Linked DNA regions of Homo sapiens: regions 1 and 3 are each linked to region 2. A link is a loop called in an ENCODE intact Hi-C map of the cell type or tissue named here. Cell type or tissue: ascending aorta. All regions are shown on one strand.

Region 1 (5,000 bases), 230 kb before region 2:
CAACTACACTTTATATCAAACTGGTTTAAATCGAAAAAGGTCCACATCACAAAGAACCACAATCAATCAAATTAATTCACCTGCCCTCTATTCTAAGGAAAACTCCCCCCACTCCAGGTAAATTTCATTTGGCAAATTCTTAAAAATTAACTTCAAAGAACACATGTTCACCTCCCCAGTATTCCGAAAGTTCCACCACTTAATAAATCGTTAAGTTACTGTTCCAGACCCGGGTCCAATAAACCCAAATAGACTGAATTTCTCAGCACCCAACTTGTTTCTATCTTAATCCAGCAAGTTGCATCGAGTTGTCATTGTTCCTCCTTCCAAGGCGGAGGTGACAACGGTGCACATCATCCGCGAATACGTGGAAGGACAGACACACACCAGGGGACGCAGGGAGAGCGGATAAAGCACAAAGGGGACGCAGCGGCCGCGGGGTCGCCGGGCCACGGCCAGGGGCGCCGTCGGGGAGGAGGGTGGGCTGCAGGACGAGCTCGGGAGGGCTCCGAAATGCGCTCGGGCCAAAACAAAAACAAAAAGTTCAGCGCGGCAGTGGGAGCAGATTGGGCGAGACGGTTCACGGCTGCCCATTGGAGAAAAGGGAAAACAGAGTCCCCCAATCGCGAGCGGCGGGGCTGCTCCCCTCGTGCGGCCGCGGGCCCGGCCCCGACGCTGCCCGGCGGCCGCTACCGCTCCCTTCCGGCCGCGGCCACCACTGCAGGCCCCGCGCCGGCCCCGCACCGGCCCGGCCGCAGCCCCGCCCCCCGCGCCCGGCCGCTTGCGCCCGGCCCCGGCCCCACCCGCCCTGGCCCCGGAGCCCTGCGACCGGCCTGGGCCCGCGGTCCCCCACGTCCCTGCCCGCCCCGTCACCGAGGCCGCCCCCCGCACACCCTCGCCGGCGCCCGCCCCTCCCCCGACTCACCGCCTGCGCCGCCCCGCTCCTCCTCGGGGCGCGTCCCAGGCCCCGCTGCCCGGCCGCTGCGATGCGGGGCCGCGCCGCCGGGCCCCGCGTCCCAGTCCCCCCCAGAAAATTAATCACCAAAAATAATTCCAGAGAAAAATGGAGAGTAAAATCCAAGATGGCGGCGCGGGCCGCAGCACCGCTCGCTCCCTCCGCTGACGGGAAAAATGAGTCCCCGCAGCGTCCGAGCCCCCCGCCCCCAACCGGCCGCCGCCGCCGCCGTCGCGCCCCCCGCGCCCCCGGCCTCGGCTCGCTGCGCCCCCGGCGCCCGCCCCCGCGCCCCGCCACCCGGGGCCTCACCTCGCCTCGCGCACGGCCGCCCGTACGAAAACCGTCCGCCGGCTTCAGGACTCCGCGTCCCAGGTCCGTGCGCCGCGCGGTGCCGCCTCCGGTTCCCGGGCGTCCTCACCTCATCGCCCCGCTGCCCTGCCGCCCGCACCGCCGCCGCGTCGCCGCCCCCGGTGAGCCGCCTGGACCCCGCCCGGGCACGGTGGAAGGATACGAAAAGAAGGCCGCGGCCTCGACGGCGGAGGGACACCGTGCGGCGCAGCTGCCACAGTGTGCGCGCGCCTCCCGCCAGGCCCAGCCGCCGCGGCGCTTCCACGGGGCTCTGTGCGGGACGCGGGCACGCGCGGGGAGCGAGTTCTGTGCCGGGCGCTCCCGACGGCGGAGGGACAAAGGGCGATTCAGAGCGAGCCGTCGCCTCCCCTCGTGGCGGAGGGATTCGCGGCCGGCCGGTAGGCGGCTGGGATCCCTCCGCCCTCGCTGCCCTTTAAATCGCGGCTGAGGCGGCGTCGCCCGCGCCCCGCGGGCGCCACGTTAGGGTCCCCTGCGGCCCTTACGCGACCGCATTCCGGTCCCGGTCCCCGCGGGACCGCGGCAGCTGTCCCGGGCCCTGGGTCTTTGCACACCTGCCCCTACCAGGGACGGCTCTAGAGCCAGCCTCTCGGACTGCAGCCCTGGGGAAGGGGACCCCCCCCCCTCCCGCCGCGCGTCCCAGTTGCTCCGAGGGAGGTGGCCCCGGGCAGACGAGCGTTTTTGTTGTGGGAATGGGGGTCACTGGCAGCAGATGCACCCTAAGACCGTGTGGGCAGGCTGAGCGTTCCTGCGCGGAGCATGCGAGGGAGGAGGAGAGCGGGCGCGCCTTGGCCTGGCCCCCCGCGGGCCCCGCCGCCCCCAGCACCCACTATGTGCCCCGCGCCGTGCTCCGCTCCACTCCGGGTGTGCCCTGCGCGCTGGCCGTGCGATCCCTCCTCGGGGATCCCGGGCTGGCGGGGAGATCCTGAGGGACCGGGCCGCCTGCGAGCCGGGGAGCTGCGAAGCTTGCCTGGGCATCGATCTTGTAGTCCAGACAACAGAACGATGAGCGCGCTCCCGGCCCCTGCGGGGCTGCCCAGGGTCTCCGCGCATCCTCCCTCTCACGCGTCAGGACGACCCCCGGAGGTGGGGGCCATGTGGGTGCCACTTTACACCTAGGGAAACTGAGGCACAGGGAGTTCCGTGACCTCTATGACAACTAGTCAGGGCTTGAGCCAGAGCCCTCTTTCAGCATTCGGGTGAAAAATGCAGAATAAATCAGGAAGCGGGTGCGGAGGACCTCCAAGAAGTTGAGGTTGGCATAGGCGTGCACATGCCTGGAACTTGGTGCCGGCAGGTGCCCAAGGAAGCGCAGACCTGGAGTGTGAATTGGAGCGTGTTGGGGAAAGGGGGTGCCTAGGATATGGGCGGGTAGTGGGACCAGCCAGTGTCAAAGCCCTGGGAGGGGAGAGAGGCTGCCCTTGCCACAGAGAGGAGGCGGGCAGGGCAGGCAGCTCAGTCAGATGCCAGGAAGAGCCGCAGCCTGCCTTAGTTTTCCCCTGCGGCTCCAGGGCCATCATCCTCCACAAAGGATGATGAATCGAGGCTGTGGACGACCACCCAACACAAGAACTGGACTAAGTCCAAGTAACACTGACGCACAGCGCCTCCCTCGTTTGCCCTCATTCTCGACCTTGACTTTGGCTGGTAGACATGATGCTCATTACCGCCTTCCACAGAGGGAAACTGAGGCACGGTGACTCGCTGAGGGCACATGGCTGACGGAGGCAGAAGCGGGTCTCATCTTCAAAACAGAGCTCCTCCCACTGCCTTCACCTGCCCTATCAGCAGCTTCCTCCTTTTGGAGGCCGATTCGGGTGTGGGCGGTGGGCACAGCCCAAGCACTTCTCCTGTCTGCCCTTTCACTAAAAGCAGCGTCATCTGTGGCAGCAGAATCCACTCTGCCACGTTCGTCTTTGCAGACGCAACTAACAAATGATTGCTTTGGTGTTCTTGGTTTCTGGTTTATCAGAAACTTTCCAAGATTTTCGTAGTGCCTGGCTCCAAATACTCAACTTGCACCCCAGAAACACTGAGCCTGCCTTTGCCACCCACCACCACCGAATGCCTATGGGAGGCGAGCTCACTAGGGGAATACCATCTGCCTCTAAGTCGACCTTGGTCTCAGGTCCCAAGTCCAGCTATGCCTGAGCAGCCCTCCAGAGCCCCCAAAGCCGATGTCCTGCCCACTCCCAGCTTTCCAGAGCCCACCCCAGCATAGAGGTGCTCTCCATGTGCCCTTCAGGGTGAACGCCAAATCCTGAGTCCTGTGAAGCCCCCATACTTCCAAGATGCAGACACTTCCATGTGTTCACTGCCTGATGCCAAGTCAAGTGTTCTGGACATTTCCTTGCAAGGCTGGGCCCACAGCCTGGCAGGGATACAGATGAGCAAACCCAAGCCCAGCCTGCTCCCAGGCCCCCAGTTCTGTGTGCATTCCTCCCTCAATCCCCCTACGTTGCCAGCTGCTCTTCCAGCCTCAGCTGAGAGGCCCAGGGTGGGCCAGGGCTCCTGGCAGAGCTGAATTGGGGTTCAGGACCTTGGTGGAGCCATGCAGGGGGCTTGAGGCCTTTGGGGGTCCCCACTCAGGGAAGCCAGGGCTAGGCTGGGCTGAGAGCACAGCCCAGGAGAGCCCTTCCTAGGGAGACTCCCACAGGAGAGGCCAGTTGGAGGCTCCTCCTGCCAGCTGGCAGGGGAGGGAGAGCAGGAAGTAGGCAGCCAGGCACCTGCCCAGTCCTGTGTGTCAGGAGCCTTTGGCATTTACACTGGGAGAGCTCTAGGCACCCCAAAGTGGAAGAGCTGAGCCACAGAGGCTGGGGGGCCTCCCCAGCCTGGCCGGACCAAAAGGGATTAACAGCTCTAAAGAAAGACCGAGTCAGCGGAAGGGGCCCGGCTGGCCCCGGAAGCACCGTGAGGCTGGCCAGGAGTGCCAGCCTAGCCCGGAGCTGGCCTAGGAGTGGCACGCTTGCCAGGGCACTGACTGAGGCCATGGAGTCTATTTTGGTCTCTCTAGCAGGTCTGGCTCTGGTGTGTCCAGGGGCACTCCAGCCTAGTGCCACCCACCCTGCTATGCTCTCTCGCTCCCTTTCCTCGAGTGCCAGGTTCACTCAGTGACAGGATGGCAGGGATTCACTTGCTTTGATCCTGTGCTTACTGGGATGGCCCACAGGTCACGTTGACCCCAGAATTCCAGGCTGGAGGCAGGTTGCTTTTCATTGTAAAGCGATATGTTGGCTTTCGTGCTCCGCACATGCGTCTGCCCCAGTCCCCACCCCGCCCGGAAGCTAGGACTCCTCTGATGGGAGCAGGTGTCTGAAACCGGAGGGAGAGTGGGGCGTACCCGGCTTTCCCAGTGGCCCCTCTGGGCGGCTGGCGGGTTTCCTGGTCACATTCCTGAGCACCACTACCCCCGGCACCATTCTTGCTTTCCACCTGCCCCTCCACTGCCACTGTCCTTGAATAGAAGAAGAAACAGCCACTGAAGCCGGGCGTGGTGGCTCACGCCTGTAATCCCAGCGCTTTGGGAGGCCAAGGTGGGCATATCACCTGAGCTCAGGAGTTTGAGAACAATCTGGCCAACATGGTGAAACCCCGTCTCTACTAAAAATACAAAAATAACTGGACGTGGTGGCGCATGCCTGTAATCCCAGCTACTCAGGAGGCTGAGGCAGGAGAATGG
Region 2 (5,000 bases):
AAAAATACAAAAAAATTAGCTGGGTGTGGTGGCGCATGCCTGTAATCCCAGCTTCTCGGGAGTCTGAGGCTGGAGAATCACTTGAACCTGGGAGGCAGAGGTTGTAGTGAGCCGAGATCATGCCATTGTACTCCAGCCTGGGCAACAAGAGCGAGACTCAGTCAAAACAACAACAACGCAGGAATAGCAGATGAGCCGAGTGGCCTCCCCAGCCCCCACCCCCCACCCCCCACCCTGGGCCGAGATCCAGTCCTCTTTGAATAGGGCCTGGCCGTGGTTCACGGGACATCTGAGACATTGCCGAGGCGCTGCACTGGTGGATCTTGCCAGAAGTCTGCCCAGTGCAGATTTGGGCAGAATCTCAAACTGCCTTGGGATGTAGGAGAGAAACCAGGCCTGGTCAAGTTCATGGGAAGAGGTGGAAACAGACCCCATAGGCTGGGGCTTGGGCAGCTGTAGGAAGCCCTCTCTGCTGCCTCCCTGCCTGCTCTCTGCTTTGAAGCATCTTCCCCAGTGCCCCCAGTCTCATGCCCTCTCAACGTTGGGGTCAAATCCTGAGGAATACCCAGACTGGCTCTCTGGGCCAAAGAGGACCCTCTCCAGAAAGAGCAGGGCCCAGTGCGGCTTCCTAAAGGGCAGGGGAAGGGCCTGGCCACTCCCCAGAGGCTACTCACCAGCCATCAGGATAGCCCCAGGAAGCAGGCCTTCTCGAGCCCATTTTATTACTTTATTTTATTATTTTATTTAATTTTAAATTTATTTTTTGAGACAGAGTCTCACTCTGTTGCCCAGGCTGGAGTGCAGTGGTGCGATCTCAACCCACTGCAGCCTCTGCCTCCAGGGTTCAAGGGATTCTCCCACCTCAGCCTCCCAAGTAGCTGGGATTACAGGTGCCCGCCACCACACCCGGCTAATTTTCATATTTTTAGTAGAGATGAGGTTTCACCATGTTGGCCAGGCTGGTCTCGAACTCCTGACCTCAAGTGATCCGCCCGCCTCGGCCTCCCAAAGTGCTAGGTCAAGCCCATTTTAAAGTTGAAGAAACTGAGGCTGAGGTAAATTCCCTCCCCAGGGATCCTGCTGCAGCCAGAAGGTGGTAAAACAGGACTTCACCCGGGTCTGTCTGGCGTGAAAGGCAGTGTTCTTGTACCACCCTAGGGGGCCTGAGAGAACTGAGTCCCTCGGGCATAACTGACAGTTCTGTTCCCATTATTCCGCAGGGGCTCGGATCTGGCTGTATGCTTTCCAGGATGGCCTTGGAGACCCACATAAGCCCTACACCCTTTGGGAAGCTGCATGTTGGGTTGGGGTGCCGTCAGTGGCACTTGTGGAAGGTGCAGACCTGTGTGGGTGTGTGGGCCCAGGGCCCCTGGTCCCTTCCTCCCTTTGTAGGGCTGGTTGTGTGCTGCCTGGACCTGGGGGGCACGTTCACGTGGTGAATTTGTCTATTTACTATCCCCGCTTTGGGGCTGGTGCCAGCACAGGCCCTTGTGAAGGGGGTGCCTTTGTCTGGAGTGGGACTGTGGCCCCTCCCTCAGCGTGGTGACTTCTGTGTCAGGGCTTCAGCAGGGACGCAGAGCCCCTGAGTGTTCGGAACAAGGGCGTCATTGCAGGAGTTAGACTGTGTGTGATGGAGGGAGGAGGGGCAGGAGGAAAGGTCAGAAGGAGAGTTCCTGGGAAGGTCCCTGAGGAGCCTGGTGAGGTGCTAACTGGTGTGGAGGACACTCAGGGCCTGTGGGGACATCTCCTACTGCTGGGGGCCAGCCACAAAGGGAACTGGCCGAAGTCCTGTCCCCGCCTTCACAGCCCAGCATCTGGTCACAAGGCAGGTACTTGGAAGGGCGCGGGCACCTGGGCCAAAAGTGCCTGGGTTCCCTTTGCCTTTCACTGAGATGACCTTCGGGGCAGGTGGCTGCTGCCTCCCCTCCTGTCCCCAGGTTTTGCCAACTGGCCAGAGGAAGGGGTCCTGGGAAGCAGGGGGGCCAGAAGCCCTCTCTGCAAGGAAAGCCCGAGGGGTGTGGGAGGAAGGAAGGAATGCCCAGGCTGGCGAGGCTCTAAGTCACCCTGGCTTGGCTCTCCTCAGATCCTGAACCCGCCGCCCTCCCCGGCCACGGACCCCTCCCTGTACAACATGGACATGTTCTACTCTTCAAACATTCCGGCCACTGCGAGACCGTACAGGTAGGACATCCCCTGCAGCCCTCCATGGCCATTGGGTTCCCGCCAGCCCGTGGTGGAGGGGCCTAATCCCCATGCCACTGATGAGGGGAGGTATTCTGGGTGCTAGTGGGCAGGTGCCGGGCCCAGCCCTGCCTCCCTCTGCTCTGCCAACCACACTAGGCTGCCTCCCCAGACAAGCTCAGCGGGCACTGCATGTTGGGTTCAGAAATCAGCAGAACTCCACGTTCTGAGCTGCTCTTCAAGTTGCTCCTATGGGGGTTACTTTTAAGCTGGGAAATGGCTGTGGCGTCGAGGGGCCGGGGGCTTGGGCTCCAGAGTCTGACTGTGTGTTTGAGTCCGGCTGTGGAAACCTAGCCATTGAGATGCCCCCTCTTGGTGGCTCTGTCCTCTTAGGATGGGACAAGTCTGTGAAGGCTGCTGCAGCACCCACCGTAGACCCCTAATCGTGTGACGTCACCAGGATGGTCCGGGCTGCTCACTTGCCACAGTGGCCTGTTTGAGCCCGGGAAGCCAACGGGGCTGCTCAGCTGGACACCAGCCCCCCGAGCTGCCCATGTTGGGGTCACAGGCCCCACCTCCCTGGTTGGGGAGGGGCAACTGAGAGTGTGGAGAGGTGGGACCCAGGTGTGCTGGTCTCCGCAGGGGCTGGATCAGAGCCTGGGATGGGCAGGGTGAGCCTCCTGACCTTTAACCCAGTGGTGTCAGGCAACGTGGCCCACCCGCCAGCCGCACCAGGCCCCACCCCCGCAGGTGAAGGGGTGGGATAGGCTGGGCCTGGGCCAGGACACCTCTGGACCACGCATTCCTCATTGCTTGGGTCCCTGGAGCAGCAGGGCCTCCCGAGTGTGGTGCCGCCTGCCACCTAGTGGCCATTTCCACGAACTCCCAGGCCTGGCTGGGGAGCCGGAACTGCAGCCTCCATTTCCACCCCACTCCGGGTCGGGCCACCTCCCTGATGCCTCAGTATTATATCAAACTGTCACAGTCTGTCCCACAGCCTTACAGACCACTGTCTCCAGAATGGTCACATCCACACTGGGCAGCCCAGTCTCGCTAGTTCCTCGTCCCACCTCCTGCCTTTGCTCATGCCCGTCCTGCTCTGGGCCCACCGCGGACACATCTTCCCCCCGCCCGCCGTCTGACCTCACAGCAGCTGGGCCCCAAGAGGAGTATCCTGTCCTGCTGCACTTTTCTCAACACCCGGTGTTGGCTGCACCTTCCCACCCATTGCAGGCCCCTCTGTGACAGGACGGGGGCTCCTAAACACACCACAGTTCCGAGTCTGAACTCACACAGTGGGATGCGGCGTTTCTGGGCCACAGTTGGGTGCAGGTAGCCTCTGGGAGGATGGGAGGTCAGGAGCCATCTTGCGAGTCAGGTTGCTTGAACTCAGGATGGAAGTGTTCCGGGCCCATTGGTTGCTGTATTAGCCTGTTCTCACGCTGCTAATAAAGACATACCCAAGACTGGGTAATTGTAAAGGAAAGAGGTTTAACGGACTCACAGTTCCACCTGCCTGGGGTGGCCTCACAATCATGGTAGAAGACAAGGAGGAGCAAGTCACATCTTACATGGCTTCAGGGAACAGACAGCATGAGAACCAAGCGAAAGGGGTTTCCCCTTGTAAAACCATCAAGTCTAGTGAGATTTATTCACTACCACGAGAACAGTATGGGGGGAACCACCCCCATGATTCAATCATCTCCCACTGGGTCCCTCCCACAGCACGTGGGAATTATGGGAGTACAATTCAAGATGAGATTTGGGTGGGGACACAGCCAAACCCTATCGGTTGCCAACATTTACAGTAACAGTGTTAGGTGAACAGTTGTCCAGTCTCCTGTTTTGTCGGACACTGTTTCTAGCACCTTCCAGGCAGAATCTCATGTATCCTTCACTTTCGAAATGGGTACTATTTCATCCCCACTTTTATCAATGAGAAACTAAAGCTCGAAGAGGTCAAGTAAGTTCCTGGCCAAGGTCAGCTAGCAGGCTCTAGAGGCCTCGTTCTCCTTAGAGGCAGCCTTGCCAGGGCCCAGGCTTGGCAGGCTGCAGGGCAGGTGCGGGCATGCCCATGGTAGAGGTGGGACCATTGAGGCTCAGAGAGGGTAAGTGATGAGCCCTGGCGACACAGCGGGGTGGGTCCAGAGTCCGGCCTGCATCTTCTGGAGCTGGCCAGTGGACAGGCCTTTCCCGTTCACAGCCCCGGGGCTGCTGTGCCCACCAGGGCGGATGTGCCTACCGAATCCCACTCCTCTGTGTGTGTCCCTTTCAGGCCCTACATCATTCGAGGAATGGCGCCCCCGACGACGCCCTGCAGCACCGACGTGTGTGACAGCGACTACAGCGCCAGCCGCTGGAAGGCCAGCAAGTACTACCTGGATTTGAACTCGGACTCAGACCCCTATCCACCCCCACCCACGCCCCACAGCCAGTACCTGTCGGCGGAGGACAGCTGCCCGCCCTCGCCCGCCACCGAGAGGAGCTACTTCCATCTCTTCCCGCCCCCTCCGTCCCCCTGCACGGACTCATCCTGACCTCGGCCGGGCCACTCTGGCTTCTCTGTGCCCCTGTAAATAGTTTTAAATATGAACAAAGAAAAAAATATATTTTATGATTTAAAAAATAAATATAATTGGGATTTTAAAAACATGAGAAATGTGAACTGTGATGGGGTGGGCAGGGCTGGGAGAACTTTGTACAGTGGAGAAATATTTATAAACTTAATTTTGTAAAACAGAACTGCCATTCTTTCGTGCCCTGTGTGCATTTGAGTTGTGTGTCCCCGTGGAGGGAATGCCGACCCCCGGACCACCATG
Region 3 (5,000 bases), 440 kb before region 2:
CAGGTAAGTGACAGGACCAGGATTTGAGCCCAGACCTCACACTTAACGCCCTCCATGCCAGGTGCTGAGATCCATGCCTGCCGAACCCTCTCATTCACCCACAGATGCCCCCGGGACTGTAGTCAGCCCCATTCTCACATGGGAACACTGAGGCCCAAAGAGGCGAAGCGTCAGCCCAGCAAGGAGGAGGCAGGGCAGGCGGGGCCGCAGCTGTCTGGCCCGGAGCCCTGAGCAACCCCTCCACCCACTCCCCCTGGCTGGCCTGGGCCTTGGCAGACCTCACCCCAGAGCTGGCTCCAAAAGTGAGTCCTCCTGGTGCCCTACCCAGAGGGCTCCCCATTTACCCTGGGCTCCTCAACAAAGATGGGACTCCCAGGCCCTACTGAGCCTCTGGAGCTTTGAGGAGTAGTGAGGGGCACCCAACCCAGAGTGGGGAGGGCCCAGCCCTCCTGGGAGGTGTGTGGCCTCCCTTGGGGGGAGCCTCACTCCCAGGGAAGGCTAGGAGTTCTGTCCCGGGAGGACAGGCCTCTTCGGGGGCCTCCTCCCAGGTTGCTCCTGCATTCATGACAAGTTCGGCCCCTGTGAGTTGGGGGAAATTCTTCAACAGCTCCCTGGCCAGGGAGGGGACCCTCGGGATCCTGAAACACCCCTCCCACCTGCCAGTACCCGCCAAGATGGGTCCCTGATTTGCTGTGTGGCCTTAGACCAGTGGCTGCCCTCTCTGGGCCTCACTCCCAGCTGAGACCTACAGGCTCAGCCCCTGCCCAGCCCTGCCTGGCACCCGCTCAATCTGGCTGAGCTCCAGAGAATGGCAGGGCTGGGCTGTCACATGCTGAGCCACGTGACTGGCAGTGGCTGGGGGCTCCATCCCACACAGAGGACAGGGGCTCTGCAGTCCTTCACCCCCACCCTAACTATCTAATCACGGGCCACCGGTGTGGGCATGGTCCAGAAGACCTCACCGCCCTCCCAGGTAGGCAGGGAGCTGGCGGGTGGGGGGGGCCATGATGAGCACCTCCCAGGTGCCACGTTGGCCCAGAGGCCCCGGGGCCGGGAGCTACGGAGGCCCAGGGCACCAGGGAGATGGTAGCAGCGGCAGGCCCAGGAAGGGGCATAGAGGAGGCTCTTCCTCCACACCTGTCACCCTGTCCCCTGCCTGTCCACACCCACAGCAGCTTGCACATCATCCCCACAGCACGCTGGCTCTGACAGGTGTATCCGGGGCGGGCTGGGGGCAGGCAGGGACAGGCTTAGGCACAGCTGCCTGTGCCGAACTTGAGGAAGATCGGGACTACAGGAACCACCAAGGCGACACGTGGCATCATGACCACGGTCCTAAGCAGAGAGGCAGGCACTCCTCCTGGGAGGCAGAGGGGACATCCGAAACGGGTGCAGCCCCAGCTCTGGAGCAAGAAGCTCTGCCACACACACGCCCCATGTTCACATCCCACCCCCTCTCTGCCCCCACTTCCTCGTTTGTAAAATGTTAGATCTGCAGAAAGACAGGCTCTATGAATGGGGCGGCCCATGGGGTGGTGTGGAGGAACACGGAAGCACAGGGCGCTGGGAGAGGAGCAGGCATGAGGTATGGTCCCTAAGATGGTATTTCTAGACTCCAGCCACCTTTGGGTCTGACCTCTTTGTTTTGCAGAAGGGGAAACTGAGTCTTGGGTAGGGTGTAGCAAGACAAGCCACAGACAAAACACCTCAGACACTGGATTAAAGAAGGAAGAGGTTTATTCAGCTGGGAGCATCAGCAGACTTGCGTCAAGAGCCGAGCTCCCTGAAAAAGACATTCTTGGCCTTTTTAAAGGCTTACAACTTTAAGGGGTCCACGTGAAAGGGTCGTGATAAATCGAGCAAGCTCGGGGAACGTGACCGGGGGCTGCATGCGTCAGCTAACAGAACAGAAAGTTTTGCAGTGCTTTCTCATACAATGTCTGGAATTTACAGATAACACAAGTAGTTTAGGTCAGGGGTTGATATTATTATCACTTTTTTTTAACTACCAGGGCCAGGTGGTGGCGCCAAGGTCTTCTGGCTATTTCTCTTACTTCTGTTTTTTTCTAACTTTTTGCCTTCTCTCTTTCCTCCTGTCTTGTAAACCAGGCAAGGTGGTAGGAGGAGGGCAGCAGGAGTAGTAGTGGTCTTATTCCTTAGGGGAGGCATTGAGGGAAGGCTGGGAGTGGGGGGTCGAGACTTCCTTGCTATTCTGGGCCATAACATTCCACATAATATTATAATAGAATATAATTAATACAATAATAGTTCCCCACCCCACACCGGGATTCCCAGGGCCCACTGCCCCACTCCTCCTCCTCAGGCTGGCCCTCAGCTCAGTGCTCAGCCCTGCTGCACAGCCTCTCCTCCTCCTCCTCAGGCTGCCCCTCAGCTCGGAGCTCAGCCCTGCTGTGTGGCTCTAGCCTGGCGCCCTCTGGGCGTTGACTTCTTCTCTGTGGTCTGGGAGGAGATGTCGAGGCCCCCGAGGGAGGCGGTGGTGAAATCTTGGCTTGCAGCCTCCAGCCCGCCCAGAGCCAGAGTCAGGCACGAGGCTAGGGCAACTCCGCCCCACCCCTCCCCCGGGGACTGGCCCTGCGTTGGACATTTCTTAACAGCAGGGCCACCAGGCAGAGCGGGACAGCCAGGAGGAAGGGCAGCTTGGCAGAGCCTCAGGTAGAGTATCCCGGGGAGGCTGGGGCTGTAGTGGGCCAGCAGTCGGGCCAGAGTCCAGCTCAGCAACTCCGGGTTACAGGCAGCCCAGGCGGGCCTAGCCACCGGCAGCTGCACTCAGAGGCCACTGTGTCCTGGCTGAGCTCATCTGCCTGCCTGCTGGGGGAGAAAGCGGAAGGAGGAGAGGCAGATCTGGGGAGTGGCAGCGAGGTCCCGGGCACCCCCCTGGCCAGCAGGCACCCTTCCGTTGTCCGAGCTGGGTTGCCACCGCCTCCTTTTCCTGGGATTCCCGGACACCCTCCAAGGGAACCAAGGGAACAGCTCTGGGTCCAGCTGCCCCAGGAAGGACTGTGCGCCCCTTCCCCACAGGGGTCAAGTATCCCTTCCAGCAACAGCCGTTTCCTGGGCACCAGCCTGCATGCCCAGTGCTGATGCAGGGATGTGGCCATGAATGACTCTGGGAAAGAATCATTCTTAGCAATGGACTTTGTCAGGGTCCAAGAAAGGAGTGGCCAGCCAGCCCCGCCCCGCCTGCAGGAGGCACTTCTCATCCCGGGAACTGTGCCCCATCAGGGAGCCGAGGCTGTTCAGCCTCTTTGTGACCCGGGGCTGGGTTGGCCCGAGCCACCAATGAGGGGATACGCTGGTCCCTGGCTCCCCAAGGGAGGGGCTGCTGAGCTTTGGGAGGCCTCATGAAAATCCAGCTTAAGGCCATCAAAAGACAAAATGACAACACATTTAGTTATAGATCAAATTGGCTTCTATTCATGATTCGTGAATCCGGACAGCCTCCATTCTACAAAATGGAGTGAGAGCTCCCACCAGGCAGTGGCAGAGCAGGGGGTTCATAAGGCAGAAAGGAGGAAACAGAAAAATAGGAAACACCAAACCGCCTAATACCGGATCGCTGCAGACTGCTTTTTTCTAAGCGGACTGCTTTTTTCTAAGGGGTAAGGCAGAGGGGACCTGATGATGCCGGCTCAGGTGGACTGGAATCTCCTGCTTCCCGGAGAAACTGGTCTGTGGTTTTGGGCTCTGTCTGCTTCCTTAAAGCTTCGGTTTGATGATGTGGCATTTGGCATGAGTGCCTCCATTTTGGTTTGGTCTGGTCTGTTGGGGCCTAGTACAGGAGCTCAGTTCAAAATCACAGCCTCTCATCATGTTTGTTTAATGAAGCTACACTGCAGGAGATCAGAATCGGAGACCCTGCGGTATTGGGCCTGTGGGTCCCCTGAAGTTGGCCTAGTGATCCCCGCCTTCTGGCTGCCCTGATGGGGGTCCCCCAGGCCCTCTACCCACCATGTTCAGTCCCTCTGTCACCACATCCCTGTCCTCAGTTGGGTCTCAGGGTGATGTCCTTGTCTCCCCAACACCCACCTTGGATCAAGGCCCCTTCAGGCCCCTGCCCCAGGGGTCTCCTCCCTGAGCCCTCCTCTGGTACATCCGTCCTCCATGGATACTGAGCACTTCCCGGGGTCCCAGTGCTTGAATTCTCCCGACAGTGGTATGGGTGCCACAGGCAGTGCCCAATTTTACAGATGGGAAACGTGAATACAAAGAGGTCAAGCAACCTGCCCAAGGTCTCCCCACTCACACATGTGGTTGCTGCAGTTTAAACCCAGGTCATTGGGCCCCCAGACCATGCCATGCTGGGAGGATGCTCTTAGAAGGCCCATGGTGTAGATGAGGAAACTGAGGCAGGAAGAATGAGAGAACGGGCAGAGCCTCCGTTTCCCTGGAATCCAACCCACTTGATAGGCCAGGGTGTGAACGAGCAGGGAGTCCCTGCCCAGGGACGGTCCCTGCTGTGAGGTTGGGGGCAGCGGCTCGGCCAGCCATTCACTCCCTGTGATATGTCAGCCCCGTTCCTCCCCACTCTGTTCCCGGAGCCTGTGGGCACCCACAGCGAGCACCCAGGCTGGCATAGTGCCCAGCACATGGGCACCTGAGTATTGTTTTTAGAGGCCCGTGGCCTTGAGAGGAAGTGGCTGGTCCTGCCCTGGCCCCCAGGCCAGAGGAAACAGCCGCTATCTTCATCACCAAATGATGTGGCAACTCCCCCCCACCCCAGAAGCTGCAGGTCTGGGCCAAATGCACCTCAACCTGTGATGGGGGGCCACGCCCCAGAGACCCTTGGGCCCATCAGCCCCTGGACCTCAGTGGCTCAGCCGCAGGAGGCAAGAGGCAGTCTCAGACCCCACAACCTAAGCAGTGTGGGGAGTGGCAGCAATAGTGAGGAGGGAGGCCGAGGAAATGGAATCCAAACAGCAAGAGACCTCCCCTCACCGGTCACCCCTCCCACAGCTGGCCTACCGGAGTCCACCCAGCCT

The links. Hi-C counts contacts between places; a loop is a spot of excess contacts. Peaks named below come from ENCODE experiments on the same cell type or tissue, not always from the same donor. Only the 100,000 strongest peaks of a DNase experiment are listed, where the experiment ranks them.
Region 1: it touches region 2 in a loop (3.0-fold over the local background); 24 of 110 quality-filtered maps call a loop at or near these places.
Region 3: it touches region 2 in a loop (2.5-fold over the local background); 4 of 110 quality-filtered maps call a loop at or near these places.

What each region holds. Positions count from the first base shown.
Region 1 is chr11:68,212,213-68,217,212 of GRCh38, forward strand. It overlaps KMT5B (lysine methyltransferase 5B), which reads right to left and starts at 1,084. Exons shown (of 11, transcript NM_017635.5): 1 at 926-1,084. RefSeq lists silencers at 321-790, 1,376-1,815, 1,926-2,065, 3,250-3,544 and an enhancer at 1,762-2,464. In ascending aorta, a CTCF peak has its summit at 596; DNase peaks (open chromatin) are centred at 589, 1,579 and 2,169; H3K4me3 peaks cover 2,770 bases; H3K27ac peaks cover 2,972 bases.
Region 2 is chr11:68,444,353-68,449,352 of GRCh38, forward strand. LRP5 (LDL receptor related protein 5) reads left to right here. Exons shown (of 23, transcript NM_002335.4): 22 at 2,084-2,181; 23 at 4,457-4,923. The coding sequence ends at 4,718. Among named protein-coding and RNA genes, the nearest start is that of PPP6R3, 14 kb to the right of the region's middle. RefSeq lists enhancers at 2,023-2,626, 2,627-3,231, 3,232-3,835 and a silencer at 2,899-2,968. In ascending aorta, a CTCF peak has its summit at 3,045 (motif pointing left); a DNase peak (open chromatin) is centred at 3,039.
Region 3 is chr11:68,007,720-68,012,719 of GRCh38, forward strand. ALDH3B1 (aldehyde dehydrogenase 3 family member B1) reads left to right here and starts at 2,608. Exons shown (of 10, transcript NM_000694.4): 1 at 2,608-2,673. RefSeq lists an enhancer at 2,127-2,955. In ascending aorta, a CTCF peak has its summit at 2,037 (motif pointing right); DNase peaks (open chromatin) are centred at 1,464, 2,532 and 3,142; H3K4me3 peaks cover 1,587 bases; H3K27ac peaks cover 3,661 bases.